2 separate regions of the Homo sapiens genome follow, and region 1 is linked to region 2. Evidence: chromatin loops called from intact Hi-C (ENCODE). Cell type or tissue: chondrocyte. All regions are shown on one strand. Each heading gives the region's core, and the rest is flanking DNA. Links, peaks and the distances in the headings are about the cores only.

Region 1 (16,500 bases), core at 5,072-10,071, 61 kb before region 2:
TGTACAGGAATGTGTTTTTCATCGATGTAGGATGCAATTGCTTGGGTATGTCCAGCAGAAAGTTGGAGTAGGGTATTTAAATGATGTTCTGAGAACCCTCTTGGGAAAGATGTCATCCAAAGGGCATAACAAGCTGAGCAAAGTTGGCCCAGAAACAAAGACTTAGATGTCGGAGGAAAGGGGGCTTCTGAATAGAGCAAGAATCTATCTTTTAAATTTATTTTCTGGCCCAGCCATTTATAGACTGTTATGTGATTCTTATTGGGAGAATAATAACTAGAAGCTTAAATGGAAAGCATTAAACTCTGAGAAATATTTGGATACCAGGAGTACTCCTTTAGAGCCCCCATTAACCCAGTTCAGTAAGGAGACCAACATACACCCTCAACTTGGCCACTAGATTAGTGACATGTGCTTAGTGGTCTGGAATTCTGGGCTGTAAATTTTGGGGAAACAGACCATGTATCCCTTGTTTCCTGTTGTGTCCCCAGAATCTAACACAGTGCCAGAGAATCAATAAATATTGGTTGAGTGACTGCTGGAACTGGTAGCCCACAAGTTCTTGTCATCATAAGAAGTAGACTTCATGGCAGAAGCAGGAGAAGCACCCAGAAGTGCTGACTAGGAAGGGAATCAGCTGGGCCACTGGAGGTGGAAGGGATGTGCTTTTGCACAGCTTCCTATCAAGCGTTTGCAGGAAACCTCATGGAGTATGGTCAGAGAAAGAGAGAAAGGAACTGAGAAACCATCAATCGCAGTGGGCAGATCTTGTTTGCAAAAGGCCTCCTGGGATCTCCTAGAAATAGTCAAGTGATATTTATCATGAAGTTTCAGTTTATGCAAAAGCAGGAGGGAATTGGAGCCATTGAAATACAGGTTATTAACTTGAATGTAACATAAACCACCACTGATGTAGCTGGGAAAGACATGAGTTGCCCAGTAGTTTGAATTATAATCAGGATCCAGGTTGTGGTAGCTAGACTTCAAGATGGCTCTGATAATCCTTGCCTCCTGGTATTCATGCCCTTGGGTAGCCTTACAACCCAATTTGAATGGGGCTAACTTGTGTAACCACTAGGATATTGCGGAATCAGGGTCTGTGACTTCTAAGTCTAGGTCACACAAGGGAATGTGGCTTCTACTTTGCTCCCTCTTTTGGGTCAATTGCTATAGGAGAAGGCAGCTGCCATGTTGTGAAGCAAGCAGCCCTACAGAGAGGCTCCCTTAGCAAAGACCTGAGACCACCTGCCAACAGCCAGAGAGGAACTGAGGCCTCCTGCTAACGGAGGACCCAGTTGACATCCTGACTGCATCCTCATACGAGACGGTGAGCCAGAATCACCCAGCTAGGCCACTCCCAAATTCCTGACCCACAAAAACAATGAGAGAACACATGTTTATTGCTTTAAGTGCCTAAGTTTTAGATCAATTTTTAATACAGGCAGAGGTAAATAATATACAGGGAAATATGTATCTATGAAGGTGACCAGGTCCCATGTGATGTAAATTCAACAGATAATGCAAGATTTTAATATTGGCTAAAAATAGCAATGATGAGAATCTATAAAATATAGACTCTGTGCCTTTACTATATATAGCAGAGATTCTTGACTCTGCTTTTGGGACACCCCAGTGTATCTCAAAGGCTGAATTTTAATTTGCTCAGATATGTGAAATAAATGACTGCCTTGTGATTTTGGATGCGGCAGCTGCAAAGAAAACCATGAGTAAAGCAAATAACTTCACAACATGGCAAATATTAGCATTCTTTACTAGTGCAGTATGAATATACAGGACACCAAGATGTTGTCCTTTTGTAAACAATTACCAAGGTGTATGTGTGTGTGTTCAATACACATCTACTCATCTACACGATATATTTAAAAAATTGTTATGGTTTTATACAGCTCACAAAGCACCATCACTCATTTGATTCTTAAAAATCTTTCCCATCAATCTGTGAATTAACCTAGGGAGAGCATTATTATCACCCATATATAAATAGCAGAAAACAGGCTCTGCCAGCAGCCTCAGCAATCCCACCTGGGGGGCTTAGATTTTGGACAACCCTCATTAATGGGACTTAGTCTGATCATACAGTCTGATCATAACTGTTAGAGGCTGCCCTGACCCCATATCTCTCTTGTGTCCAATTAGACATTGTACACAGGGTCTTGGGTACTATCTACTCCTTATATACTCTCTTTGCACTTCATTGACAGCCTGTTGACATTCCTTTTCATCTCATCATGTTCACTCTATCCTTCCTCCTGAAGTTTAATCTGTTTCCCTCCCCAGGACCATAGCCTCCCTCATTTCCCCTTTCCCTTACCTTCATATATACCTTCTCAATCTCCAAGACACTTAATTTCTCTCTGTCCAGTGGTTTTCTTCTCCATAGCCTTAAACATAGAGGCTCTTTGTTGGACCACCTCTGAAATCTGTTCATTTGCACTCTCGTTGAGCATCCACCCTCTTTATGCTATCCTGTGAAGGACTGAGTGGGCTGACATAACACAATGACAATTCTCATTGTCAAGGAAAGAACACCCTGGAGGGAGAAAAGATGTGTAATAACTAAGGCTGGGTGTAATAAGTGATAAATGTGATGGGGTGGTCCAGGCAAGATGGTGAAGGAGGATTTGAGCATTTCCAGATGAGGAGATTAAGAAATGTCCCATGGAGGCTGGGCATGGTGGCTCACACCTGTAATCCTAGCACTTTAGGAGGCTGAGAGGGGCAGATCACTTGAGGTCAGGAGTTTGAGACCAACCTGGCCAACAGGGTGACACCCTGTCTCTAATAAAAATACAAAAATTAGCTGGACATGGTGGCGCATGCCTGTAATTCCAGCTACTCAGGAGGCTGAGGCACAAGAATCACTTGAGCCTGGGAGGTGGAGGTTGCAGTGAGCTAAGATCATGCCAGTGCACTCCAGCCTGGGTGACAGAGTGAGACTCTGTTCAAGAAAAAAAAAAAAAAAAAAAAGCACCATGGAGATGGTAACATCCACATCCGAACTGGGCTTTGAAGAATGAGAAGGATTTTGTTAGATGAGAATGATGGTGTTGTGGGATGGTGCTGAGATGGATGAGAACGGCAAGGAAAAAAGCAAGTGTAAGCCAAGAGCTTGGAAAGGCTGCTGCACAGCTGTGAAGAGCCTCGGGACCAGACTTCAGTTCGGGGCGCATGGGATTTAGAAGAACAAGACCTAGGTTTGAATTTGATTCAGCCACTAAATGGCTGTGTGAGCTTCATTTCATCTGTAAAGTTAGCTGTGAAGGCAAGATGAGAATCAGGTGGGTGAAAGTATCAGGGAAGTATTGGCAGAAGGAAAACATTCAACCAATGTTAGTAAAATGCAGAAGAAAATTAGTTTGGAAAGACAGGCTGAGGTCATCTTATGGAAAGCCTTGCATGTTAGGCTGAGGAATCTTAGACAGTGGGAAACTGTTGATAACCAAAATGAGAATTGGTGAGGATTTCAATGGCATGCAAGATGGTTTGTGGGAGTAGACTTTGGAGCCAGGACTATTACTAAGGTGATTGTAACAAGTTACCTGTGAAATTATAAATACCTGAACTATTCTGGTGAAGGTGGGAAAGGAAAGAAGGGACACATGCCCAAAGGAACTATAATAGAAAAGTCAGGAACACTTGGCAAGAGCCAGGATTCTTCCTACATTTGCTTTTGCACTTAGGCTGAGGCTGAGAAGTACAAGTCAGGTTAAATTCTTGTAATAATGGCTAAAACAGCAACAAACACTCGTTAAGCAACTGCTATGCGTCGGACACAGTTCTAAGCACCATCAGTGCACCATCTCACGGAATCCCTCACAATGGCCCCGGAGGTGGGTACTAGTGTGGCTACCAGTTTACAAATGAGGATACTGAGGCTTGCAGAAGTTAAAGATGTTGCCAAAGTCGCATCCCTACACAACAGCACAGTCAGGATTAAAATCCAGATCTGCTTGACTTTAAAGCCCATGCTCTTAACCATTACACTACCTCCAAGTGCAAAACCAGGGTAACTGCATGAGTACGTATGCTTGCATTTACCCAATCCTGACCTTGTGCTCTGTGCTCTATAAATTGTTGGAAGTTTAGGGACTAAAGATTACCCTTCCTATACTTCCAGAGTTCAGGATGATAAGGGATACACAGAAGAGTGACCATTCCTAGGCAGACAAAAATATTGACATTTTAATGGGATGCAAGTGCCAAGCAATGCTCACAATACAGTGTCTGGTAAACAGAGGTCTCCTCTATTCTGTGCGAAATCTAAGCTTTCAGATATGCATGGAGGTTTGCCTTTAGGAAGAAATGGCTTGGTCAAGAAGGCTCAGTCCATTGACTCAGGCCTACAGTTTATCCATCCAGGAGGAGCAAGAGGAGTGACCACCTGGCCACTGCTCCTTCAGCGTTGGTGAGATCCCGCTGAAGTGGGGTTAGGAGGACAAGCTTTGCTTTTTCATGCTGATCGGACAGGCAGGGAAAAAAACAGAGGGAGGAGACCTTTCCTGTTTTTGAAGCACATTCAGGACCTCTGCAGGTGAGTTTGGCTAGATATATTTCTGATAGAAATCAAGGAATGTTTGTTTTGGGGGTCCACCACTGGGCACAGGGAGCAAGGTACAGATTAAAAGTCTTTATCCAGGATTTGTATTATGTGCAACACACTGAGAACCCTACCTCCTTCTAGGACTCAGGACCCACTCACACTTACATCAGAGAGCCAGCCTCCTCCCTCAGGAAGAAACAAACACTAGAGGCTTTGTCACCCCTCACCCCCATGTTCTGTGGACTCTTCTTCCTAGAAGGTTGACAAGAATTCTTCTAACACATATATTGCATAGTGTCTATTACTTCAACAGTTCTGCCCGGAAGGTATTTTTATAATCATCTCCATGACTTCATGGAGAAACTGAAGCTCAGAGAATTTAAGTGATTTGCCCAAGACACAGAGAAAGCATGTGGTAGAGCTGGAGTTCCAGCCCAGGTCGATATAGTTTCTAAGCTCACACTGTTTCCCCCACCCCTCTGTGCCTTCCATTAACAGCCGCCATGCAGGGAGCTGGACACTATGCTGAATGCTTTGTCTGTATTAACTCCAAACTTCACAACAACCTATATATATATATATTTGCATTTTATATATATATATATATAGTATAATTATACTATAAAATGGTAGTACCTTCCATGTTATACTCTCTCTCTATATATATACATATACACAAAATGGGAATGATAGTACCATATTATACTATCATTCCCATTTTCTAGATGATGAAAACTGTTCATTGAGGATAAGTACCTTACTCAAGGATGGGCAGCTACAGAAGGATACAGCCAGAGTTGGAAAGTAAGTCTGTTAACCCCAGGCCTGTGGATTTTCCACTTACTCATGTTTTGACTGACCTTCCATGACCACTATAATAATGTTTTAGACATATGTATAACATGCCTGATTTTTTTTTATTTTTTATTTTTTTTAGATCAGCACTTGCTTCATTGCCCAGGCTGGAGTGCAGTGGCGCGATCTTGGCTCACTACGACCTCTGCCGCCTGGGTTCAAGCGATTCTTGTGCCTCAGCCTCCCAAGTAGCTGGGATTACAGGCATGCCATCATGCCTGGCTAATTTTTGTATTTTTAGTAGAGACAGGGTTTCACCATGTTGGCCAGGCTAGTCTTGAACTCCTGACCTCAAGAGATCCACTCACCTCAGCCTCCCAAAGTGCTGGGATTACAGGCGTTAGCCACCATGCCCGGCCTTGTTTGTATTTTGTGGGTTTTTTTGTTTGTTTGTTTTGTTTGTTTTGAGGTAGGGTCTCGCTCTGTCACCCAGGGTGAAGTACAGTGGCATGAACATGGCTCACTGCAGACTTGACCTCCCCTGGGATGATTTGTATATCTCCATATAGATTATCTATCTATCTATATCCCACTTTTAAATAATGTTAATGTTTATTCTGTGACTTTTTGGTGGTGATTCATGCAAAATATAGACTAATTCTCTTTTTGTGCAAACTGTTTAGAAAAGATTGCAGCCTTCTACATTAATTTTATAAGCTCTATTGCCATAGAATCATTATATGGGTAGGAGCCTTGAAATGACTATTGCTATGTCCCCCTAACCCTGTGTACAATGCACTCAAACTAGTTCACAAAATTGCCTTTTCTGGGCAGAGACAGCTAAAAACACTGCGATGAGGACACATTATTTATACATTAAAACCTGTTAGTTGAGAGCCAACTACTTTAATATAGTTTAGTGGTTCAGCAAAATTTCACAAAGCATAGAGTTAAATAACCAAAACGATTTTCATAAATAAATGAAAACCTCTGTATACACTTAGTACTCAGTTTTAACAACGAATGTATGTGCTGACCTGATGATGGAGTCCCCACGATGAGGCATACTTAGGTAAGTTCTACCAGAGCTTCCTTACACTCATTTGTCTTTATGCCTCACATTTTTATGGCATCACAGCCTTGTTCTAACCATAACTTTTTGATTCTTGAAACATTTCCTTTGAGCAAGTGGGAATTACCATTTACAACAGCTTAACTGAAAATTAAATTAACTTTATATGAGGTAAAGTAACTTCTGCAAGATTGTGTAGAATAAACATAAGAAATCAGAGGTTTCTTGACACGTAGGGAGATAAAAATTTGTTCCTGGTATATTTTATTTTATATGGTATTTATGCTAAAAAGCCTGCATAACCTGAAGAAAGTACATGGCATAAAAGGGGAAAAAATAGTCATTATCAAGTGACATATCCCAAAAGAAATCTGCTAGATGATATAATTTCTTGTGATACCAGAAATGTTCCAGAAGACAATTCATTCATTGAAGCTGTTGTCTTTGTAAAATTATGATTATGGAGAAATAAATCTGTTGCCTCCCCACCACTCAAAAAAAAAAATTCTTAGAAGTGAGGACTCTCTCTGTCTTTTCTGACCACTTACCCATATTCATTTGCCAGCAGCAAAGACCAAAGTGAGGAGGTCAGAAGGTCAAAGGTGACAAACTGGTTTCATAAAGATAAGCGCTCGGATACAATGAAGTGACCAGTGACACCACATACATTCCATAGGGCAAAGTACAGTAAAGAGTCTTGGGACACATGAGCACCCCCAGCCAGGCCTCTGCTTTCACAACTTTTCCTTCTGAAAGGTGGGACTCTTTTTCTTCCCGTCACGGTTAAGGATCTTTATCTCACATTAGGGACAGAGCATTTGGCACATTTTAAAATTAGACTGAAACTTTCAGTATGTCAGTGATCCCATCCTGGACTAGAAATCTGGAGCCTCCGTCAGCTCAATGGCAGCTTTTCAGGCAGAAGAAAGAGAACCTCATAACACTGCGTAGGTTACAGGTGAGCCCAAGGCCAAGCACCAATTGGCTTAAGGTCTATTACTGACTTCACTGTCACTGAGCAGCTCTGTGCCCTTGGGATGCCACTTTGAAGCAGGAGAATAGGGTCTGGAGGCAGGGAACCTAAGGCCGATTCACGCTGACTTCCTAGAACTAAACCAAAAAGAAAACCCCAACTTTCCAAGCCCACGTAACAAAAGGACCAGAGGCTACTTCCTTTGAAACCTCCCCCTTTTCTGTGAGGCAGATGAAAAATTGAAAGTACCTCTGTTTGGTCCCCTCCTGCTCCTGTAACCAATTGAGAGGTGACAGCATGCTGGCAGCCCTCAGAGCCCTTGCTCGCTCTCATGCCTCCTCGGCGTCCGTGCCAATTCTGGCGGCGCTTGAGAAGCCCTTCAGCCCGCCGCGGCACTGTGGGAGCCCCTTCCTGGGATGGCCGAGGCGGGAGCCGGCTCCCTCAGCCTGCGGGGAGGTGTGGAGGGAGAGGCACCGGCGGGAACCGGGGCTGCGGGGGCGCGCTTGCGGGCCAGCTAGAGTTCCGGGTGGGCGTGGACTTGGCGGGCCCTGCATTCGGAGCCGCCGGCTGGCCCGCCGGCCCCTGGCAGTGAGGGGCTTAGTACCCGGGCCAGCAGCTCCGGAGGGTGCGCCGGGTCCCCCAGCAGTGCTGACCCACCGGCGCTGGGCTCGATATCTCGCCAGGCCTTAGCTGCCTCCCCGCGGGGCAGGGCTCGGTACCTGCAGCCCGCCATGCCTGACCAATCACCTGTCTGTAAAACAGACCAATCGGCTCTCTGTAAAATGGACCAATCAGCAGGATGTAGGTGGGGCCAGATACGAGAGAAAAAGCAGGCTGCCCGAGCCAGCAGTGGTAACCCTCTGGGGTCCCCTTCTACGCTGTGGAAGCTTTGTTCTTTCACTCTTTGCAATAAATCTTGCTGCTGCTCGCTCTTTGGGGCCACACTGCCTTTATGAGCTGTAACACTCACCGGGAGGGTCTGCAGCTTCACTCCTGAAGCCAGCGAGACCACCAACCCACCAGAAGGAAGAAACTCCGAACACGTCTGAACATCAGAAGGAAAAGACTCCGGACACGCCGCCTTTGAGAACTGTAACACTCACCGCGAGGGGCCACGGCTTCATTCTTGAAGTAAGTGAGACCAAGAACCCACCAATTCTGGACACACAGTCAGGCTGGTTGTGGGCCAAGTCTTCATTTGCATAGGAGTATAACTTTGTAACTTCTCTTCAGCCTCTAATTGGTCACTTTCCACAACCAATCAGATGATTGCATAGGGTGTAACTTTGTAACTTCGTTTTGGCCTCTGATTGGCCCCCTCCCACAACTAATCAGACTGACAACAGGCCACTACTTCATTTACATAGGGTGTACACCAAATAACCAATGGGAAACCTCTAGAGGGTATTTAAGTCCCAGAAAATTCTGTAACCGTGCTCTGGAGGCACTTGCTCAGCCTGCTCCCACCTAGTGGAATGTACTTTTGTTTTCAATAAATCTCTGCCTTTTTTTTTTTTTTTTTTGCGACGGAGTCTCGCTCTTCCACCTAGGCTGGACTGCAGTGGCGCTATCTTGGCTCACTGTAAGCTCTGCCTCCCAGGTTCACGCCATTCTCCTGCCTCAGCCTCTCTAGTAGCTGGGACTACAGGCGCCCGCCACCACGCCACGCCCGGCTAATTGTTTGTATTTTTAGTAGAGACGGGGTTTCACCATGTTAGCCAGGATGGTCTCGATCTCCTGACCTCGTGATCCACCCGCCTTGGCCTCCCAAAGTGCTGGGATTACAGACGTCATCCACTGTGTCCGGCCTAAATCTCTGCTTTTGATGCTTTATTCTTTCCTTGCTTTGTGCCTTTTGTCCAATTCTTTGTTCAAGACTCCAAGAACCTGGACACTCTCCACAGGTAACAGCTTTGTCTGCCTGCTCTTCATTTTCCACATGCATATAGACTAAGTGATTTCTAAGATCTTTTAATCTCAACAAGTTTGTAATTCTGGCTGTAAACCCCGGAGTGGGGAATGACGTAAGGAAATATGGGTAACGATAATGTTAATGTAAAACACTATCAAGGCATCTGAATGTAGGAGACAAATGACTTGTAGAATAATATGAGGAGTTTTTCTTTTTGCCAAGAACAAGTAACAGGGACCAGACTTACCATCCCATATGCAATAACTTGAAAACTAGACAAAATACGCTGGGCATGGTGGCTTATGCCTGTAATCCCGGCACTTTGGGAGGCCGAAGGGGAGCGGATCATTTGAGGTCAGGAGTTTGAGACCAGCCTGGCCAACATGGTGAAACCCCATCTCTACTGAAAATACAAAAATTAGGTGGGCATGGTGGTGCACCCTTGTAATTCCAGCTACTCGGGAGGCTGAGACAGGAGAATCACTTGAACCCAGCAGGTGGAGGTTGTAGTGAGCTGAGATTGTGCCACTGCACTCCAGCCTGGGCAACAGAGCAAGATTCCATCTCAAAAAAAAAAAAAACAAAACAAGACAAAATATGGAAAACAGTAATTTTGAAAACATTAAAATCAGGCAACAGACCATGCTGAGTGTGTGGAACAAATGAGGTGAGGTGATTGCCTCAGTGTATTGCCTTGATATTGTCTGCAGGGCATGCTGCAGGCTGCAGGAGCCGGGGCAGAGCCTGATTGTCTCCCTGAACTTGGTGGATGGAGTTAAAAATCCAGGGAGGCCGATGTGACTGGGCTGAACACAGGACAGGGGAGAAAGAAGGGAGAGAGATTTAAAAATTTGCAGAGGGTCTTTCTTGAATCTTCAGCTGAGTATTGATCAGTTTGTGCAGGTGAAGAAACATCTGAGGCTGAGGAAACAACTACCGGATAAGAGTAAAGGGAACAATCTTCAGAGCTCACGTGGGGCTTGGTCTAGCATCTATCCCCCCAAATCAGAGCGGACAACCTCATAATTCATAGGGTGTTGGGTCAGTAACTGGACAAAATAATCCCTAGACTAAATGCTGCTCTCATCCCACCTGACTAAGCTCTAAAGGAAGACCCAAAGTATTCAGATTTTTAAGTAACTTAATTATATCTCAAAACAAAGCCCCCTCCCAATTTTTATAGAAATATAAAAATACCCAGCACCCAACATGATTAAATTTGTAATGAGTGGCATCTAAGAAAAATTACTAGGCATTCAACAAAACACACATACACACACACCCCAAAACAAAAAGTAGGTTGGTACTTTTTGTATTTTTTTAATTGAATTGTTAACTACCAACAAATAATTTTTGTATTAGGAACTGAGTATAATTTCCAGAATGGGATCACATATTTTGATTAATTAGTTTTCTCAATATTTCAAAGGTAATGCAGTAAAGGAAGGATAATCTTTTCAAAAAATAGTGCCAGAACAATTGGATATCCATATGCAAAACAATTAACTTCATTCCATTTCTCACGGTGTAAACAAAAATTAACTCGAAGTCGTCTTGATCACCTGGCCTCAAGTGATCCTCCCATCTTGATGTCCCAGAATGCTGGGATTACAGGATCATAGAGTCAAACTTAAAGTTAAACATACCATCAAATTTAAAGCTATGAAACTTCTAGAAGAAAACATAGAAATTGTTTTGATCTTGGACTAGGCAAAAGCATTGTCCATTAAAAAGAAAAGATAAATTAGGCTTCATCAAAATTCAGAACTTCTGCTGTTCAAAAGACACCATTAGAGAATGAAAAGACGAGCCAAAAACTGGAAGAAAATATTTATAAATTTTGTGTCTGATAAAGGCTTTGTATCCAGAATATATAATGAACTCTCAACTGTTATTGGTAATTAATAATGCAGTAAAAAACTGGCAAAAGATTTGAACAGAAATTTTTCACCAAGGAATATATATAATGGCAATTATACACTCCACTATACAAGTAGAGTGGCTAAAATTAAAAAGTCTGACCAAACAAGTGTTGATGAGGATGTGGAGCAAATGGGACTCTCATGTACTGCTGGTGGGAAGGTAAAATTGTGCAACCACTTTGGAAAACAGTTTGGAAGTTTCTTAAAAAGTTAAACATACATCCACCATATGATCCAGGCATTCTACTCCTAGATATTTACCCAAGAAAGATTACAGACTTGTAAATGAAGGTTCGTAACAGCTTTATTTGTTAACCCAAAGCTAGAAACAATCCAAATATTCAAACTAATTGTGATATATACATATGAGTATAATTGAAATCTTATCAGCAATAAGAAGAAATGAACCATTAATATGTGCTACAACATGAATGAATCTTAAAATAACTAAACGATTATTCCTGTTTTTCTCTTCTTGGATCCTGTTTTGTGTCAGGCATTGTGATGTAAATTCTATCATAAATTTTGTTGTAGAAATATGAATGGTAAATGTAATGATGCCCTTAAGATGTTTATAGCCATTGTTGAAGACAGACAAATAAATGATCCATTATAAAGGAGATAAAATATTTAAAAGCCTTTAATGATTTGACTTAAGAGCAGTTTTTAAATGCCTCGATAAATGGGTTTAATTGATATTTGTGTCCTAGGAAACTGAGTCCATAGCAGGTGATCCAGAAATATTTGTTGATTGGCAATGGATGAATGGATAAAGAAATTGTGGTGTATATACACAATGAAATATGAGTAAACTTTAAAAAAGAAATTCTGTTATTTGTAAGACTGTGGATGAACCTGGAGATCATTATGCTAAGTGAAGTAAGCCAGATACAGAAAGCCAAATGCCACTCAATCTCATTTACATGTGGAATCTAAAAGTCAAACTCATAGAAGTAGAGTGTAGCAAGGTGGTTACCAGAGGCTGATGGGAGAGAATGGGGAATGGGGAGATGTTGTGCAAAGGGTACCAAGTTTCAGTTGGGCAGGAGGAATAAATTTTAGAGACTGATTGCATATCATGGTGACTATAGTTAATAATGCATTGTATACTTCAAAAATTGCTAGAAGGGTAGATTTTAAATGTAATAGTCCCCAAAATTTAGCATGTAGAGGAGTTGTTAATTGGCTTTATTTAATCATTCCACAATGTAAACGTATAAAGACATTACATTGCACCCCTAAATTTATACAATTATTATTGGCAATTAAAAATGAAATTTAAAAAATTTGTTGATTGAAGAAGATTCCAGTCACATATGTTGAGTCATATAAAACATAATTGCAATGTATTATATTTGATAATTTATTTAATGAATATTTTTATTTGCTACACATAAAAACTACAAACTTAATTGTCAGAGCCCTTACCTTTAAGTCTACATAGTAGATCACAAGTAACAAATAATAATAATATGATAGAATGTGTATACATGCTAAGATAGAAGTTCCCATGAAGGAAGGAGCAAACAAGAGGATTGGAATGAGGATAAGTTGGTATGGGAGATATCACTGCCTCGGAACTCAGGGTATAAGGCTGCAACTCGCTCCTTATACAATTGCTGCACAAGCAGGAAGGCGACTTGCCACAAAGCCCAAGGCAAGAACCCTGTTACCAGAATCAGGGGTGAGATAACAGGATCAGCAGCAGCTCTGAAGCCTTTGTCTCTAGCTCCTTAAATCTTCCTCTCTTCCTCCCCACCAGAGACAACTCAATTGTTTCTAGAGTTTCAGGTGAAAGATTTTGGTCCCAGTTTTAGGTATTGGGAGTGAAATTCAACTACTACATCAATGGACTGACTCTAATTTTTGAGAAAACGTAACTTCATGTTGGCAATGTCTCTATCAGAACAATATCAGGTGAGGTAGAGTGAAGATACAAAGTAGAGGTCCGAAAGGGTGTGATATGATTTGGTTCTGTGTCCCCACCCAAATATCTTCTTGAATTGTAATTGCCAGATGTTGAGTGGGAGACCTGGTGGGAGGTGATTGGATCATGGGGGCAATTTTCCCCATGCTATTCTTGTGATAGTGAGGGAGTTCTCACAAGATCTGATGGTTTTATAAATGGCAGTTGCCCCTGGGCTTTGCATGCTCTCTCTTGCCTGCTGCCATATAAGACGTGCCTCTTTCCCTTCCACCATGATTCTAAGTTTCTTGAGGCCTCCCCAGCCATGTGGAACTGTGAGCCAATTAAACCTCTTTCCTTTATAAATTACCCAGTCTTGGGTATTTCTTTATAGCTGTGTGAGAATGGACTAATACAGGGTGCTATGTGAGCTATCAATCAATGGCACTGGAGCCATCAATTTTGACTGCAGCCAGGGTCAGAAATGGTTTCAAAGATGAAGAAGTTCTGAGTTGCATCTTGAAAAGCAAATAAAATTTCAACATGGGAAAACCGTGTTCAGCCAGAGGGCTTATTACCTGTTGGAAGTTCAGGGTGCTCAAAAAAAAACGAGGTATGAAGAAACATAATTTGTTGGAGTAAGATGAATGTCTATGTGATACACAGAAGAGAATAAATGCTTTTGTCCAGCATTTTTAGTTAATACAATATTCTGCTTAATGAAATAGAGGATTGCTGTGTATTTCATTCATAGATTTCAAATTATAATAAAACACATTTGTATCAGTTAGAATTCAGTTGTAAAAAATGAACTGCTCCATGGATCTTAAGCAGAAAACAGTTGGGAAGACTGGAGGAGACTCCAGGTTGACTAGTCTGCTGGGTCAGGGGGTAAATGTAACACACCATAGCTTACATGCATTTTCATTTTATGATGCAGGAACTCTAGAATTTTTCAGTGCCTCAGTTTGCCTAGAATTAACACATATGAGACACCCCAGAAATGTTGAATAAATGAATGAACATATGTGAAGGTCAACATTCCATAAAAGTACAGACATACTCATTAATAGAAATTTCATTTCTTAATCTCCCAAGAGCCTTGCACAATGACTTATACATAGTAGGCAATTCATCAATATTTGTTGAATGAATTTCAGAAGAAAGCAAATAAAGTTGATATTTATTTCTGTGGTGATTTCAAATAAATCAAGTCCATTTTTGTCATTCTTTAAAAAGGATGATGTATATCTAACCTTGCAATCATGTCAGACATGGTTAACAATACGATGCTGTTTGCATAATAGTAATTCATGATAAAAGCAGAAGTCCTTGTTTTTTAAACCCAAAAGTGATGTCAAGGAAAAAGACGTTTAAGTCATTGAATGTTGCTATCTGTTGGTTTAAGAAATGTGCCTAAACACATCTGATCTTATTCAGGTTGGGTGGCTGCCTCAACACATACCCAGAAATGGAGGAAAACACTTGGCTAATAACATCCTAACTCCCCTTAATGTTTTTGTTTACTCCAGCCTTGCATGACCAGCAGCAGGGTAATTGTGTTAAGTCTGGGTAAAATAGTTCTCATCACACAGACCCCCAGCAGGGCACAGGAAGTTAGTTTAACTAAACTGTATCTATTTTGGAACAGAAATACACAGGCTGAAATAAAAAGAGAGAAAATCTCTTTCACATTAAGGACATTAAAAAGCCAAATGGACTTGGCTGGTGGATGAGTTAATCTAAGGTGAATGTCACCACTTAAAAACTTCTTATTATTTAGGAATTTTGAGAGTCATCTTTACATATATATGACATATCTCATATGATATGATAGTATACATAATGTGTGTATATATGTGTATATCCATAAATCAAATATCAGCCTTTAAATATTTTTTGAAGTAATTATTTTGTAGCACTAGGAAAAAAGTTTCAAAGTCTATTTGGAGGAACATTATCTCTAAATACCCTAGAACAGTGTCAGAAACAGCCATTGAACTAGAAGTCAAAGCAAAACTACACCAAATGATGTACTCTGGCTTTTTCCCACTTCCCCGAGTGATTTCATCTCCTATTCTAAAAATAGGATAAAATGGAGATGGCTTCACGTGCTTCCACCTCCCACATATGTCCCAATCTTCTCCATTTGGATTAGAAAAAAAAAACTCTGCTTGCAAATGAATCGTTAATTCTATAAGAAGCCTTCTTCTGTTTTCCTGCACAGGTAACATTTTGTTTTGCAAGTAACAGAGTCACTTCGTATTTTGGGCTTGGCTTTTTTTATATATATATAATAAACCACATTGCTCATAAATATGAGCAACACTTTGGGTTGTTTGTTCCAATTTGTTTTCCTTTTTTGAATCGATGCACTTCAATCTTTGCTAATGTTGAAAAGCTGACAAGCTGGCCCAATTAGGTGTCGCTAAAGGTTCAGACTTTGATAACCTGTTCTGATTGTGTGTGTATTTAACTTCTACTAAGGCTCTGAATGAAGATAAGTTCTCTATGACTCTGTTAGAAATTAGATAAATTGGAATCAGATGATGTCTACAGAACTGAGTTTCTAATAAAGGAATTTGTAAACACCCCATTCCTCTCTCCTCACTATAACCGAGGGATTCATGAGGGGAACTCACCAGTGTGCCAGCTTTTCCAGGAACCTCTGAGGCTTCAGTGTCACTCCTATCTTTCATAAAGGAAAGGGGCTATTATCTGTGCACTATTTTCATTAGGAATACAGTGGGAACATCTTTATTAGAAACATAGCGTGTGCTTGATGTGCTCAGTTGTGATAATGAGGGGAAGGGTGTGAATGAGAAGATAAGAGGAGCAAGTATTTAACTGGAAGCATTCCACCTGGCTTCGGCTTCATGTTATTTAATTGGATGAGGAACATTTTCTGCCGTGAAAACAGCCAAATGTCCCAGATTGGGAGTCGAGAAGCCAGGATTTGAGGACATCATCGATAGCAATGCTTCATGTCCCTCTTCCTCCTCCCTAGGGGTGGCTTACTAACCTTAACCTTTAAAAGAGCACATGCACTGCACACAGGACATTTGGGAATATAAGAACGACGTAGTTTAGGTGGAAAAAGCACGGTCGTCTTTTCACTGCCAGACATGAACGAAATTGTGAACTAGATAAATTCTATTTTCAAGCCTTATAAGGTTACCTCTCTGGATTTCTCTTCCACTTTTAGCACCTCTAGGCTTAATATCTATGTATTTATATATATCTCTCTCCCTTATAAAAACTTAACTCTCCTGTGTCCTGCTCCTTCACATCTGTGCTAAATGATGTTATAAATTAGTAGGTTTATCAGATTTCGTACGTATAAATAACTGGATGCCTGG
Region 2 (16,500 bases), core at 6,782-11,781:
CTCATTGTGGTTCTGATTTGCATTTCTCTGATGGCCAGTGATGATGAGCATTTTTTCATGTGTTTTTTGGCTGCATAAATGTCTTCTTTTGAGAAGTGTCTGTTCATGTCCTTCGCCCACTTTTTGATGGGGTTGTTTGTAAATTTGTTTGAGTTCACTGTAGATTCTGGATATTAGCCCTTTGTCAGATGAGTAGGTTGCAAAAATTTTCTCCCATTGTGTAGGTTGCCTGTTCACTCTGATGGTAGTTTCTTTTGCTGTGCAGAAGCTCTTTAGTTTAATTAGATCCCATTTGTCAATTTTGTTTTTTGTTGCCATTGCTTTTGGTGTTTTAGACATGAAGTCCTTGCCCATGCCTATGTCCTGAATGGTAATGCCTAGGTTTTCTTCTAGGGTTTCTATGGTTTTAGGTCTAACGTTTAAGTCTTTAATCCATCTTGAATTGATTTTTGTATAAGGTATAAGGAAGGGATCCAGTTTCAGCTTTCTACATATGGCTAGCCAGTTTTCCCAACACCATTTATTAAATAGGGAATCCTTTCCCCATTGCTTGTTTTTCTCAGGTTTGTCAAAGATCAGATAGCTGTAGATATGTGGCGTTATTTCTGAGGGCTCTGTTCTGTTCCATTGATCTATATCTCTGTTTTGGTACCAGTACCATGCTGTTTTGGTTACTGTAGCCTTGTAGTATAGTTTGAAGTCAGGTAGTGTGATGCCTCCAGCTTTGTTCTTTTGGCTTAGGATGGACTTGGCGATGCGGGCTCTTTTTTGGTTCCATATGAACTTTAAAGTAGTTTTTTCCAATTCTGTGAAGAAAGTCATTGGTAGCTTGATGGGGATGGCATTGAATCTGTAAATTACCTTGGGCGGTATGGCCATTTTCACGATATTGATTCTTCCTACCCATGAGCATGGAATGTTATTCCATTTGTTTGTATCCTTTTTTATTTCCTTGAGCAGTGGTTTGTAGTTCTCCTTGAAGAGGTCCTTCACATCCCTTGTAAGTTGGATTCCTAGGTTTTGTATTCTCTTTGAAGCAATTGTGAATGGGAGTTCACTCATGATTTGGCTCTCTGTTTGTCTGTTGTTGGCGTATAAGAATGCTTGTGATTTTTGTACATTGATTTTGTATCCTGAGACTTTGCTGAAGTTGCTTACCAGCTTAAGGAGATTTTGGGCTGAGACAATGGGGTTTTCTAGATATACAATCATGTCGTCTGCAAACAGGGACAATTTGACTTCCTCTTTTCCTAATTGAATACCCTTTATTTCCTTCTCCAGCCTAATTGCCCTGGCCAGAACTTCCAACACTATGTTGAATAGGAGTGGTGAGAGAGGGCATCCCTGTCTTGTGCCAGTTTTCAAAGGGAATGCTTCCAGTTTTTGCCCATTCAGTATGATATTGGCTGTGTGTTTGTCATAGATAGCTCTTATTATTTTGAAATACATCCCATCAATACCTAATTTACTGAGAGTTTTTAGCATGAAGGGTTGTTGAATTTTGTCAAAGGCCTTTTCTGCATCTATTGAGATAATCATGTGGTTTTTGTCTTTGGCTCTGTTTATATGCTGGATTACATTTATTGATTTGCATATATTGAACCAGCCTTGCATCCCAGGGATGAAGCCCACTTGATCATGGTGGATAAGCTTTTTGATGTGCTGCTGGATTCGTTTTGCCAGTATTTTATTGAGGATTTTTGCATCAATGTTCATCAAGGATATTGGTCTAAAATTCTCTTTTTTTGTTGTTTCTCTTCCTGGCTTTGGTATCAGAATGATGCTGGCCTCATAAAATGAGTTAGGGAGGATTCCCTCTTTTTCTATTGATTGGAATAGTTTCAGAAGGAATGGTACCAGTTCCTCCTTGTACCTCTGGTAGAATTCGGCTGTGAATCCATCTGGTCCTGGACTCTTTTTGGTTGGTAAGCTATTGATTATTGCCACAATTTCAGATCCTGTTATTGGTCTATTCAGAGATTCAACTTCTTCCTGGTTTAGTCTTGGGAGAGTGTATGTGTCGAGGAATTTATGCATTTCTTCTAGATTTTCTAGTTTATTTGCATAGAGGTGTTTGTAGTATTCTCTGATGGTAGTTTGTATTTCTGTGGGATCAGTGGTGATATCCCCTTTATCATTTTTTATTGCGTCTATTTGATTCTTCTCTCTTTTTTTCTTTATTAGTCTTGCTAGCGGTCTATCAATTTTGTTGATCCTTTCAAAAAACCAGCTCCTGGATTCATTAATTTTTTGAAGTGTTTTTTGTGTCTCTATCTCCTTCAGTTCTGCTCTGATCTTAGTTATTTCTTGCCTTCTGCTAGCTTTTGAATGTGTTTGCTCTTGCTTTTCTAGTTCTTTTAATTGTGATGTTCGGGTGTCAATTTTGGATCTTTCCTGCTTTCTCTTGTGGGCATTTAGTGCTATAAATTTCCCTCTACACACGGCTTTGAATGCGTCCCAGAGATTCTGGTATGTTGTGTCTTTGTTCTCGTTGGTTTCAAAGAACATCTTTATCTCTGCCTTCATTTCGTTATGTACCCAGTAGTCATTCAGGAGCAGGTTGTTCAGTTTCCATGTATTTGAGCGGTTTTAAGTGAGATTCTTAATCCTGAGTTCTAGTTTGATTGCACTGTGGTCTGAGAGATAGTTTGTTATAATTTCTGTTCTTTTACATTTGCTGAGGAGAGCTTTACTTCCCAGTATGTGGTCAATTTTGGAATCGGTGTGGTGTGGTGCTGAAAAAAATGTATATTCTGTTGATTTGGGGTGGAGAGTTCTGTAGATGTCTATTAGGTCCGCTTGGTGTAGAGCTGAGTTCAATTCCTGGGTATCCTTGTTGACTTTCTGTCTTGTTGATCTGTCTAATGTTGACAGTGGGGTGTTAAAGTCTCCCATTATTAATGTGTGGGAGTCTAAGTCTCTTTGTAGGTCACTCAGGACTTGCTTTATGAATCTTGGTGCTCCTGTATTGGGTGCATATATATTTAGGATAGTTAGCTCTTCTTGTTGAATTGATCCCTTTAGCATTATGTAATGGCCTTCTTTGTCTCTTTTGATCTTTGTTGGTTTAAAGTCTGTTTTATCAGAGACTAGGATTGCAACCCCTGCCTTTTTTTGTTTTCCATTGGCTTGGTAGATCTTCCTCCATCCTTTTATTTTGAGCCTATGTGTGTCTCTGCACGTGAGATGGGTTTCCTGAATACAGCACACTGATGGGTCTTGACTCTTTATCCAATTTGCCAGTCTGTGTCTTTTAATTGGAGCATTTAGTCCATTTACATTTAAAGTTAATATTGTTATGTGTGAATTTGATCCTGTCATGATGATCTTAGCTGGTTATTTTGCTCATTAGTTGATGCAGTTTCTTCCTAGTCTCGATGGTCTTTACATTTTGGCATGATTTTGCAGCGGCTGGTACTGGTTGTTCCTTTCCATGTTTAGTGCTTCCTTCAGGAGCTCTTGTAAGGTAGGCCTGGAGGTGACAAAATCTCTCAGCATTTGCTTGTCTGTAAAGGATTTTATTTCTCCTTCACTTTTGAAGCTTAGTTTGGCTGGATATGAAATTCTGGGTTGAAAATTCTTTTCTTTAAGAATGTTGAATATTGGCCCCCACTCTCTTCTGGCTTGTAGGGTTTCTGCCGAGAGATCCGCTGTTAGTCTGATGGGCTTCCCTTTGAGAGTAACCCGACCTTTCTCTCTGGCTGCCCTTAACATTTTTTCCTTCATTTCAACTTTGGTGAATCTGACAATTATGTGTCTTGGAGTTGCTCTTCTCGAGGAGTATCTTTGTGGCGTTCTCTGTATTTCCTGAATCTGAACGTTGGCCTGCCTTGCTAGATTGGGGAAGTTCTCCTGGATAATATCCTGCAGAGTGTTTTCCAACTTGGTTCCATTCTCCCCATCACTTTCAGGTACACCAATCAGACGTAGATTTGGTCTTTACACATAGTCCCATATTTCTTGGAGGCTTTGCTCATTTCTTTTTATTCTTTTTTCTCTCAACTTCCCTTCTCGCTTCATTTCATTCATTTCGTCTTCCATCGCTGATACCCTTTCTTCCAGTTGATCGCATTGGCTCCTGAGGCTTCTGCATTCTTCACGTAGTTCTCGAGCCTTGGTTTTCAGCTCCATCAGCTCCTTTATGCACTTCTCTGTATTGGTTATTCTAGTTATACATTCTTCTAAATTTTTTTCAAAGTTTTCAACTTCTTTGCCTTTGGTTTGAATGTCCTCCCGTAGCTCAGAGTAATTTGATCGTCTGAAGCCTTCTTCTCTCAACTCATCAAAGTCATTCTCCATCCAGCTTTGTTCTGTTGCTGGTGAGGAACTGCGTTCCTTTGGAGGAGGAGAGGCGCTCTGCTTTTTAGAGTTTCCAGTTTTTCTGTTCTATTTTTTCCCCATCTTTGTGGTTTTATCTACTTTTGGTCTTTGATGATGGTGATGTACAGATGGGTTTTTGGTGTGGATGTCCTTTCTGTTTGTTAGTTTTCCTTCTAACAGAGAGGACCCTCAGCTGCAGGTCTGTTGGAATACCCTGCTGTGTGAGGTGTCAGTGTGCCCCTGGTGGGGGGTGCCTCCCAGTTAGGCTGCCCGGGGGTCAAGGGTCAGGGACCCACTTGAGGAGGCAGTCTGCCCGTTCTCAGATCTCCAGCTGCGTGCTGGGAGAACCACTGCTCTCTTCAAAGCTGTCAGACAGGGACATTTAAGTCTGCAGAGGTTACTGCTGTCTTTTTGTTTGTCTGTGCCCTGCCCCCAGAGGTGGAGCCTACAGAGGCAGGCAGGCCTCCTTGAGCTGTGGTGGGCTCCACCCAGTTCCAGCTTCCAGGCTGCTTTGTTTACCTAATCAAGCCTGGGCAATGGCGGGCGCCCCTCCCCCAGCCTCGCTGCCGCCTTGCAGTTTGATCTCAGACTGCTGTGCTAGCAATCAGCGAGACTCCCTGGGCATAGGACCCTACGAGCCAGGTGCGGGATATAATCTCGTGTTGCACCGTTTTTTAAGCCTGTCGGAAAAGCGCAGTATTCTGGTGGGAGTGACCCGATTTTCCAGGTGCCGTCCATCACTCCTTTCTTTGACTCAGAAAGGGAACTCCCTGACCCCTTGCGCTTCCCAAGTGAGGCAATGCCTCGCCCTGCTTCGGCTCGCGCACGGTGCACGCACCCACTGACCTGCGCCCACTGTCTGGCACTCCCTAGTGAGATGAACCCGGTACCTCAGATGGAAATGCAGAAATCACCCGTCTTCTGCGTCGCTCACGCTGGGAGCTGTAGACCGGAGCTGTTCCTATTCGGCCATCTTGGCTCCTCCCTCTGAAGGTAATTTTAAACTTACTTTCTAAACTAGTATATAGGTATAAGTCTCAACTTTTTGATTCTTATTTTAATGCTTGTTTTTATTAACCTTCACTTAGATGATTGCTTAATGTATCAATAGGCTGTTCCTTTAAATATACTTTTGTCATAGTGATATCTACTATGGTATATAAGTACCCTACAGCATAATGCAAAAGGAAAGAAATGTAAATTTGAGCATTTTCTTTTTCTTTTTTTTTTGAGACAGAGTCTGGCTCTGTTGCCTAGGCTGGAGTGCAGTGGCATGATCTCAGATCACGGCAACCTCTGCATCCTAGGTTCAAGCAATTCTCATGCCTCAGCCTTCTGACTAGCTGAGACTAAAGGCACATACCACCACGTCCCGCTAACTTTTTGTATTTTTAGTAGAGATGGGGTTTTGCCATGTTGGCCAGGCTGGTCATGAACGCCTAACCTCAAATGATCTGCCTGTCTCAGCCTCCCAACGTGTTGGGATTATAAGTGTGTGCCACCACGCCCAGCTGAGTTTGAGCATTTTCTTAAAAGATCACCCACAGATAAACTGCTAATATAATTTTTAAAATACTGAGAAATTAAGAACAACTGCAAGTCTATAACATTTACAAAATACCCACTGTGTGCCGAGGACTAGATGTTATTTTAGAAATTAAAAAATCTAATAATGGAGAGAGAACATTGTAAAAATAACCAGTTAGAAAATGCAATGAAAAAATAAATCCCATATGATACTCATAAAACCTTATGAAGCTAGGAATTAGGAAATGTGTAGACCCTCTATGAAGAAGACAACTTTCCTAAAAGACATTAAAAAGAAAAAGGGAAAGAACAAATGTTCATAGGTGGGAAGGCTCAGTATTGTACCAATGCCAATGTTCCCCCACAATCCATTTTTAGATTCAATACAGTTCAACATCATAACATCATAATGGAATTACATTTTGGACTTGTCATTACTTAAAATTAAAAGACAAATTACACTGCCAAAAATAAAAAGAGATGCCAAACATTGAAGATAAAAATTACATTATATTTGAGAAATGACTAAAAATTTTAAATTTATGGGAGTCTTTGCAAACCTTGATGGAAAAATATGAATAATCCATAGAAAAAACTAACAAACAACATGTACAAGCAATTTACAAAATGACTAATAAAAGTATTAAAAATCATCTATCTCACAATCTAAAATAGAAACATTTAATAACAGAATAAAAATGTTCAGATACCAATTTGGTAAAGGTGAAAACAAACAACTTAATGTTGGCAAAGGTTTAGGAAAATAAGTTCTTTCATTTTCTTGGCCAGAAGTGTGATTCAATTTAACAAGATGGCAGTAAACCATCATATTCCCTTTAACTGAGTAACTCAACTTTGGAAATTTATATTAAGTAAATAGACATACTCCCAAAGATTTCAATAAAATAGTGTTCATAACAGACTTATTTATGACAATGAAACTTTGAAAGTTTAAAAATAAGGTGAAATATATTTATGCATGGTCTATATTTATATAATGGGATGCCAGACACTTTTTCAAGTCATTTGAAAATATTTAGGGGATAGAAAATGTTACTTATAAAGTTTTTTATTCAATAGTATTAAATTTATTTGAAAATATAAAAGCTGGCTGGGTGCAGTGGCTCACACCTGTAATCCCAGCACTGTGGGAAGCCCAGGCAGGAGGATCACATGAGGCCAGGGGTTTGAGACCAGCCTGGGCAACATGACAAAACCCCATGTCTACAAAAAAAAAAAAGCCAGGCATGATGGTGCCTGCCTGTTGTCTCAGCTACCTGGGAGGCTGAGGTGGGAGGATCGCTTCAGCCTAGGAGATCAAGGCTGCAGTGAGCTGTGATCACACCACTGCACTCCAACCTGGGTGAGAGAGTAAGACCCCGCCTTAGATAAATAAAAAATAAAAATAAAAACATAATAAAAAATATAGGCTGAGCAGGGTGGCTAATTCCTGTAATCCCAGCACTTTGGGAGGGCGAGGTGGGTGGATCCCTTGAGATCAAGAGTTAGAGATCAGCCTGGCCAACATGGTGAAAATTAGCTGGGCATGGTGGCATATGCCTGTAGTACCAGCTACTCGGGAGGCTGAGGCATGAGAATTGCTTGAACCCGGAGGTCGGAAGTTGTGTTTGAACCCTGGGGTCAGTGGTTGCAGTGAGCCGAGATTGCACCACTGGACTCCAGCCTGGGTGACAAATCGAGACATTGTCTCAAAAACAAAAAACAACAAAAAACCTCACGTGTGTGTGTGTGTGTGTGTGTGTATAATGCTAATATGCATAAGCTACCAAAAATCAAAATGTTAACTGGGCTGCTTCTAAGGGGCATGTTTATGGATTTCATTTTTCAGATTATCTTCAAAGACATATTAATTTTGTAATCATTAATTTGTGCAAAGAAGAGTGAATTTATACAAATATGCATCTATAATACAAATCACTCTAACAGTTGAGATATGTATTCTTAGAGGGACACACAGAATCATCAAGGGCAATGATTCTTAAGTAGGCTGTGAATTTGTCCCACAGGGGACGCTTGTCAATATCTGAGGACATTTTTGTAGTTACAACTAGGAGAAGGAGGAGGTTGCTATTGGTTTCAAGTGGGCAGAGGCCAGGATATAGAATGCTAAACATCCTACAATGCCCAGGCCAAAGACTTATCCAGCCCAAAATGTCAATAGTGTTGAGATCAAGGAACCCTGATGTAGTGAAAAGATCATGAAGTTAGGATTCTGAGAACTGCATTTCTCTCTAGAGTCTATCAGTACCTTACTGACTTTGAGAAAATCACTTGCGGGGGCCGGGCGTGGTGGCTCACGCCTGTAATCCCAGCACTTTGTGAGGCCGAGGCACGTGGATCACGAGGTCAGGAGATCGAGACCATCCTGGCTAACACAGTGAAACCCCGTCTCTACTAAAAATACAAAAAATTAGCCGGGCGTGGTGGCAGGCGCCTGTAGTCCCAGCTACTCAGGAGGCTGAGGTAGGAGAATGGCTTGAACCCGGGAGGCAGAGCTTGCAGTGAGCCGAGATCGCGCCACTGTACTCCAGCCTGGGCAACAGAGCGAGACTCCATCTCAAATAATAATATAATAATAATAATAATAATAATAATAATAACAATAATAATAATAATGAGAAAATCACTTGCAATCCTGTGTCTCAGTTCTCTCATCCATAAAATGGAGCTAACAATATTCTTAAAGAGGTTAGATGACTGAAAATTAGATTGTGAGAATATGTAGAGATAACAGATGTATGACAGTGTTTTGGAGGTAAATCCTATTTGAGAGTAGGAGTACTCACTAGCATTATTTTTTTCTCTTTGCTTTGAAGCAGGCTTACAAGGATTTAAGTGTTGGATAAAGGTTTTGAGGACTGTGTGAATCTGACTCTGATTAAAATGTATCTCCTGTCTTATGCATTAAACACATGAAAGAAGAATTTCCTGCAGCCCATTACAATGGTCATTAAAAAACTATGATAAATTTCAAGCACATATTGCCCTACTCTCTTTATTCTCAACTGGGAGTATTTTGAAACTATAGAAAGAGAATTTCTTTCCTACCTGAATATCCGGATCTCAGTTTTCTTGCCTTTTTCATTCTAAAAATTATAAGTTCTTTGAAACTAAAAACATTTGTCATTTTTAATAAGAAGATGCTAAATTTTTTAAAAAGGGCTTTTGTGATTTTTATTTAGAAAATCTAGAGCCAAAATTTTAGCATTTGATGCTTTATGCATTCACTAATTCCACCTAAGAAATTCTTTATTGTCCATTAAAAATTAGGCTAATAATGTTTACTTCATGGTCATCAGTATTAAATCCAATTAGACAAATAGACTATGTAGGACAGTACCTGAAATTGAGACTTGATGTGAAGAGTTAGCTCTCAATGGCTTCCCATTGTCCTTAGGATCAGAACCCAGTCTTTGACATGAACTTCTTTAATCTGGTTTCTTTTGCCCTCCTTTCCTTCAGGGGCCACTCTTCCCTTTCTACCAGGGAAGTTCCTAATCATTCTTCATGTGTCACCTGAAGGTCACTCCTCCAAGAGGATCTTCTCCGTCCTCTAGATTAGGTTAGATTCCTATCTGCAACCATAGCATCTTATACTTCCCCAAACACATTACCTTTACAATTGATTATTTCTTCAACGTTTGACTTCTCTTTCTGACTATAAACTAAGGTGGAGAAAGAGGGAGTAGAATCATATATACGTTATTCATTGCTGCATGCATATCCAGTCCTTGGATCCACATCTAGGGCATAATATGTTCTCAGTAAATACTGAGTTGAAGGGAGCAATGCATGATATGATTATAACCCTCCAAAAGTAATAACTGAAAGCTGATTCCTTCTAATAAAATGAGATATTTAATTTGCATACAGTTTTGTGGCACCTGTAACAATTGTGGCATGTGGGTTGACCTTGGACAGTATGTTGGAATTTGCTTAGGTTGCCAGAGCAGTGCCTAGAGCCAGAGGGGAGGGAAAGATGGCAGTGGAGAAAGCAGTATGGGGCCCCCAGGCCTTGGGAGATACCCTTCAGGGCTCACATTCCCTAAGGCTTTGCCTTACCTGCAGGGTTTCTGGCCAGCAGAGTTCGTATGCCAAGATGGTCCTGTGGCTGAAACAGCACTCCTGCCTGGATACCTTATGAACCCGTTTTCCATCACTTAGAACATTATCAAATTTTTTGTTACCATCAGGAAGCTATATTCTGGAGGTCTCTTCATACAGTTTCTTGGAGTAAAAATTTTTGAAGGAAATTAACTTACATTATTTTGATTAGAAATTAATAATGATTATCAAATCTATCAGAGAAGGTGGTTGTATTAATCTGTTCTCATGCTGCTATAAAGACTGGGTAATTTATAAAGGAAAGAGGTTTAATTGACTCACAGTTCTCTGCAGGGCTGGGGAGGCCTCAGGAAACTTGCAATCGTAGCAGAAAGGGAAGCAAACACATCCTTCTTCACATGGTGGCAGGAAGGAGATGTGCTGAGCAAAGGGGGAAGCCCCTTATAAAACCATCAGGTCTTGTGAGAACTCACTCACTATGACAAGAAAAGTATGGGGGAAACTGCCCCTATGATTTAATGATCTCCACCTGGTCCTGCCCTTGACCTGTGGGGATTATTACAATTCAAGAGGAAATTTAGATGGGTACACAGAGCCAAACCATATCAGTGGCTGAATATCTTTTCTCCTCTCCAACAACATACTCATATGATTTGGGGTCCTTTAGTGCCAGCTATCATCAAAACTAAGAAAAAAGGGCCGGGTGTGGTGGCTCATGCCTGTAGTCCCAGCACTTTGAGAGGCTGAGGCAGGTGGATTGCTTCAGCTCAGGAGTTCAAGACCAGCCTGGGCAACATGGTGAAACCCTGTGACATATATATATATATATATATATATATATATATATATATATATATATATATATATAGTATAAATATATATATGTATGTATATTTAGAGAGAGAGATATGTGTATATATAGAGATATATGTATATATGTATGTATATTAAGAGAGAGAGAGAGCTGGGTATGGTGGCTCTTGCTTATAGTCACAGCTACTTGGGAGACTGAGGTGGGAGGATCAATTGAGTCTTAAGACATTGAGGTTGTGGTGAGCTGTGTTCATGCCACTGCACTCAGCCTAGGTGAAAGAGTGAAGCCCTGTCTCAAAAAAAAAAAGAAAGAAAGAAAACAAAAAAATTGAGAAAAAGAACTACATTGTTGGTGTAAAACTCAACTCTGTCTTAAACCACACAACACAAAACCAAATAATCTTGTACTACTGACTGATCCTATCCCATTCCAGTTCTCCTCATTGAGGGACTTAATTTTCAGATGTACGTTTTGAAAGTTGACTACCTTTTTACAAACTTTTATTTCCTTATTTATTTTCATTTTTAAAACATGATGATATTGTTTTAACTGTATTTATGTCCTAAAATAAATACAACTTATACTTCTATGTACAACATATAAAACCAGTTTTTAATTTACTAATATGTTGAGTTTCTTTTTTCTTTTTTTTTTTTTTTGGCTCTGTCACCCAAGCTGGAGTGCAGTGGTGCAATCACGTCTCCCTGCAACCTCTGCTTCCCGGGTTCAAGCAGTTCTTCTGCCTCAGCCTCCCGAGTGGCTGGGACTACAGGCGCATGCCAGCACGCACAGCTAATTTTTGAATTATTATTATTAATATTATTTTTAGTAGAGACGGGTTTTCGCCATGTTGGTCAGGCAGGTCTCGAGCTCGAGACCTCAGGTGATCCACCCCCTTCAGCCTCCCAAAGTGCTGGGATTATAAGCTTGAGCCACCGTGTCTGGCCAACGAAAGTGTTGAGTATCTATTTACAATAAAATTGCTTACTTAAAGCAAATGAATGAGAAACATACTAAGTACAGATCATCTGTTAATAAAACAAAAATTTGAAATTGGCATATGAACGATTGAATTTAGGAATAGAGTGTTGTAAATTTTTTACAGGATAAAATACTTCCTCCTGGCTTGTAAGCAATGTGATGGGCACTTTATAACTAAAGAGAGTTTAGGCAGCATTTAAATAATCTAAAGGTCTTCATGATCTTTTGTTTCCTGTTGTATCATAAGCACTACGGCTGTTCTAACTGTAGGATCTGAAATCCTAGACCCTGGGGAGTAAAGGGTATCCACTCTTCCCCAACAAATCCAGACATTGACATATAGTGACTACCCTATGTTCCCATGTAATTTACTATTTATATGGTTCAACCTGTTATGTTAATAGTGTTAGAGACCATTTAAGGCTTCATAAAGCACTTAACAAATGGGTAACACAAAGTAACAAATGGGTCAGTGCTGAAGAGTTGTTGACAGTAAAATCACATTCTTTTGTAAAATACTACAGGGAAGAATTGGGCTTTAGAGTCTTTATTTAAACTTGAACTCTCTTTATTAGCTCTGTAACCTGAGGCAAGGGACTTAACCTCTTAAAATGGAAGTTTCTCAATCTATCAAATGAGGGATAATATTGCTTGCTGTGAGAATATGTGAGATAATACGTAGAGTATGTACAATTACATGGCTATTGTAGTTGGTTGTTATTACTACTACTAATTGTTATGGGTTGAATTGTATCTCCCAAAAAGACATGTTGAAATCCTCACCTCTAATACTGTATGTGACTTATTTGGAAATAGGGTGGTTGTAGATGTAATTAGTTAAGGTGAGATCACACTGGAGTAGGGTGGGGCACTTAATCTGATATGACTGGTGTCCTTATAAGAACGAAGGGGATATGAAGACAGGCACACAAGAAGGATGCTGTGTGATGAAGAGGCAGAGATTGGAATGGTGCAGCTGCAAGCCAAGGAACCCCAAGGATTGCTGGCCTCCTGGAAGAGACAGGAGAGAATTCTACCAGAGTTTTGGAGGGTGCATGGCCCTGTTGGCACCTTGATTTCAGACTTCCAGCCTCCAGAACTCAGAGAATAAATTTCTGTTTATTTTCGCTATCCAAAGTACTTTGTAGCAATAGTCCTAGGAAACCAATCCAATGACACTAAAGCTATAGATTTCACAAAACAGAAATCACCCACATAACAAATTCTTCCCCTTTCTCTTTTTTCTGCTTAACCCAACTTTCCTAACACCTCCTTAGTTCTCCATGCTCCTCTTTGTACTCATTTTATTTTTCCCTTATATCTTTTCTTTTTTTTTTTTTTTGAGACAGAGTCTTGCTCTGTCGCCCAGGCTGGAGTACAGTGGCGTGATCTCGGCTCACTGCAACCTCCGCCTCCCGGGTTCAAGCTATTCTCATGCCTCAGCCTCCAGAGTATCTGGGATTACAGGTGCGCACCACCACACCCGGCTAATTTTTGTATTTTTAGTAGAGGTGGGTTTTCACTACGTTGGCCAGGCTGGTCTCAAACTCCTGACCTCAAGTGGTCAGCCTGCCTCAGCCTCCCAAAATGCTGGGATTACAGGCATGAGCCACTGCACCTGGCCCCTTATATCTTTTCTAAGTTTAAAATCGTATGTTAAAAGACACTGGCTTTAAAATATGGTTTAAAAAAAGCAATTTAGCAAACAAAAAAAGCCCACCAACTAAACAACAGGACAAAACAAGAAAGGACCATGTGAGAGGTAGAAAGGGTAATTTTGCTAAGCCTGAAGGTTTGGGAAAAGAATAGATGAGTGAATAACATGAAGTAAATAGAAGTTGGACATGAAAACCATTATTTAGATGAGTACACAAATGAAACCTTCCCTTAACCGATTCTCGCAAGCCTGTGTTTAGGAAGGGAATTTTTATATTATAATTTCTACATGCTGAGTATAGTATAGAAACTAAATTTCTTCTCATTTGTTTTTCGAGATTAGTTTCTAAATTTTGTTCACTTGTGCATTTTGGAAACATTTGGGTTAGTTTTCGCAGGACAAGTCTTAACCCTTTCATAAATGAACACATGAGAATAGAAGGGTACTTTTTTGCCTGTCTCCCCAGGAAAAGTAACTACAAGCAAGACACAAAGTCTTACGAGAAGGGACAAGGCAAGCCCCTCAAGCAAATGATTCACATTCCACTCTTATGCTTCCCCTAAATCCTGGAGTGTTCTTCATCTTCAACTTCCCAGGTTCAGACTGGCAGTTTGGATTCCTTTGGTGTCTCTTTGAATCACTGGAGGATTTAGTCTTGAACATATGAGCTGTGGGAATATGCAGTGTAGATAGCAAATTTACATACGTATATATTTAATATATATTAAATTATTAAAATAATTTAAACATATTTATATGTTTAAATACATATAATATGCATGCGTATGTATATATATGTTTTTAAATTGTATTATTCTGATCATGTAATTCTAGTCCCAATTTACTAAAAAATACTGGTTTGATTTTCTTCTTTATTTTTTACTTTTTCTTTTCTTTCTCTGCCTCTATCTCCCCACTTTATTTTTCAGGAAAGGATGGAAAAGTAGGGGTGGAGGGCGAAGAGGTTGGAGAGGAGAAGGAGGCAGGGCCTGCAAACAAAATACATGAATTTAACACTTAATTATAGTTAAAGTAAGCACTATTTTGGGTCATAGGAAAACATGCTCAACGCTTCAATATAAATATTTGTAAGGGCATTGCCTACCATTTTTTATAATTATAATAAAAATTATCTTATGGTACAGCAAAAAAATTACATAAGACTGATTACTGTCCTTGAGATATCTTTTAAAAAATCAAGTATGTAGGCAGATCTAGGAATTTAAAAAAATACAGTATGCTGCTGTATTGACATCTTAACATGCAGACAATCAGATGTAATATACAAGTTTGCCTTAATTTCTGGAACATGTACATTCTTGAAAACTTCATTATTCACTGAACAAACACTTATTTGACACTTCGCATTATTTTAAGGGCCTTACAAATATTTAGTTATTTAATTTTTCTAACAATTTCATGAGTTAGGTATTATTACGCTGTATTTTAAGACAGGGAAACTGAGAAACAAAGAGGTTAAGGAACTTACCCAAGGTCACACAGCCAAGTACGGGACTCGAACCCTGGCAATCTGGCTCCATGGCTGTGCCCTTAACCACTGTGCTATGCCACATCTCACAAATCACATTTTTATTAGTCAAAATTTTTATTTCTATTTTCTTATTAGGAGAAATCCCATGGTAAATTGGAAACACAAAAGACCATTTTGTTAAGTGGATTTTTACCCATCAAATTCATCTTACATGAAAACTACTTTTTCATGATGGTTTCTCTTAAAACAAGATCTAAGTATAATTTCAAATATTATCTTTGTAATAGATACAAAATGCAAGCATACAGAATTTTCCCTTTGACATAACAAATAATTTTGATAATCACATACAGCAGACTCCTGTCTGCCATAAAGATGCAAAGCCTTATATCTGAACTTTGTGTTTAAAAATTCTAAAATTTCTTTGGCATTTCTATGCTTCATTTGAATCATGCAATATGTGATATTAAGAAGTGCTGGCTCTCAGTTTGGCCCTTTCTTTAAGAAAGGTAACCTTATCCACAGTTCTCATTTTTTTCCCTTCCCCTCTGGGTTATTTTCCTGTGGAGTAAGGGAATCATCAAGGAAGACTGCCACGTGGTAACAGAGAGCAATTTCAAACACACCCACCAGTGATGATCAGGCCACCAATGATGAGGTGACTTTCCATTTATGACTCGATAAGGACAAGTAGTATCCTTGTGTACGGATAGTGCATGTTGTAACATAGAAACTGAGAGCTCGGTTTTGAATCCAAGGCAATTTTGACTGGCTGCTAGTGCAAAAATATGAATAGTTACACTTGCAGCCAGATGACAGAGAGATGATACACATCTAGTCATATCTATATATGAAAAACCTTGTTTGGGGAATTTATAAAAAAATCACCAGAATTTCCCTACAGTTTCTAGGTGTTTTCTTTCCTATGAAACACACACAGATGCTTTTCTGTTGCTCTTGGACAAAAAGCATATGCAATGAGAACGTGTATGCTTTTCTTTCACTGCACATGCTATTTTAATGATTGGAAGTTTAGTAGAATTGCTAGGATTTGTTTGGTGCTGGATATCTTTAGGTATAAAAAGGAGAGGCGTCAGACACAGAGCTGGAGAGACTGATCTTATTCATCAAGACCCAAATTTTTTTAAAAAAAGTATTACTTTCCCTCTATGCTGTCTCCCCCACCTCAAAGAAACAACATCCTAAAACCACAAACCCTTATCTCCACTCCCATAGGACTGTGGGAGTTAGATGACTCAGGTCTTCAAAAAGAAAACACAACATCTTAGAGAACAAGCTGTTTCTTTTAGTTGGAACAACAAGACAATAGCAAACAATAATACATAATAATAGCCAAGGTAATGCCATGAGCATATGACCTCACTCCCATTGTGATTTTCCTTAAGGACTTTTCTGGGAAGGTCCCAAGAGCAGATTTTTCTAAACAGCTGTGCAATATTCTCCAGAAAGGCCCAGGTCTTTTACTTCTCCTCTTTTCATGAGTGCACTGTGATTGGAAGGAGACCAACTGAGTGAGGGTGTCATCTTCAACAATCACCAGGCTTTCACTACAGATTTCAAAAGAATGTAGCCCAACCACAGTAAGCCCTGATACAGGAGTCC

What was found. Peaks named below come from ENCODE experiments on the same cell type or tissue, not always from the same donor. Only the 100,000 strongest peaks of a DNase experiment are listed, where the experiment ranks them.
Region 1: it touches region 2 in a loop (4-fold over the local background); 1 of 110 quality-filtered maps calls a loop at or near these places.

The regions. Positions count from the first base shown.
Region 1 is chr18:55,657,025-55,673,524 of GRCh38, forward strand. It overlaps LOC105372130 (a long non-coding RNA gene), which reads left to right and starts at 8,253. Exons shown (of 9, transcript XR_007066382.1): 1 at 8,253-8,532. In chondrocyte, for the core only: no CTCF peak of the experiment used is centred there; a DNase peak (open chromatin) is centred at 7,924.
Region 2 is chr18:55,716,222-55,732,721 of GRCh38, forward strand. The region is part of intron 2 of LOC105372130 (a long non-coding RNA gene); the gene reads left to right. Among named protein-coding and RNA genes, the nearest start is that of LINC01415, 57 kb to the right of the region's middle. RefSeq lists an enhancer at 5,076-5,865. In chondrocyte, for the core only: no CTCF peak of the experiment used is centred there; no DNase peak of the experiment used is centred there.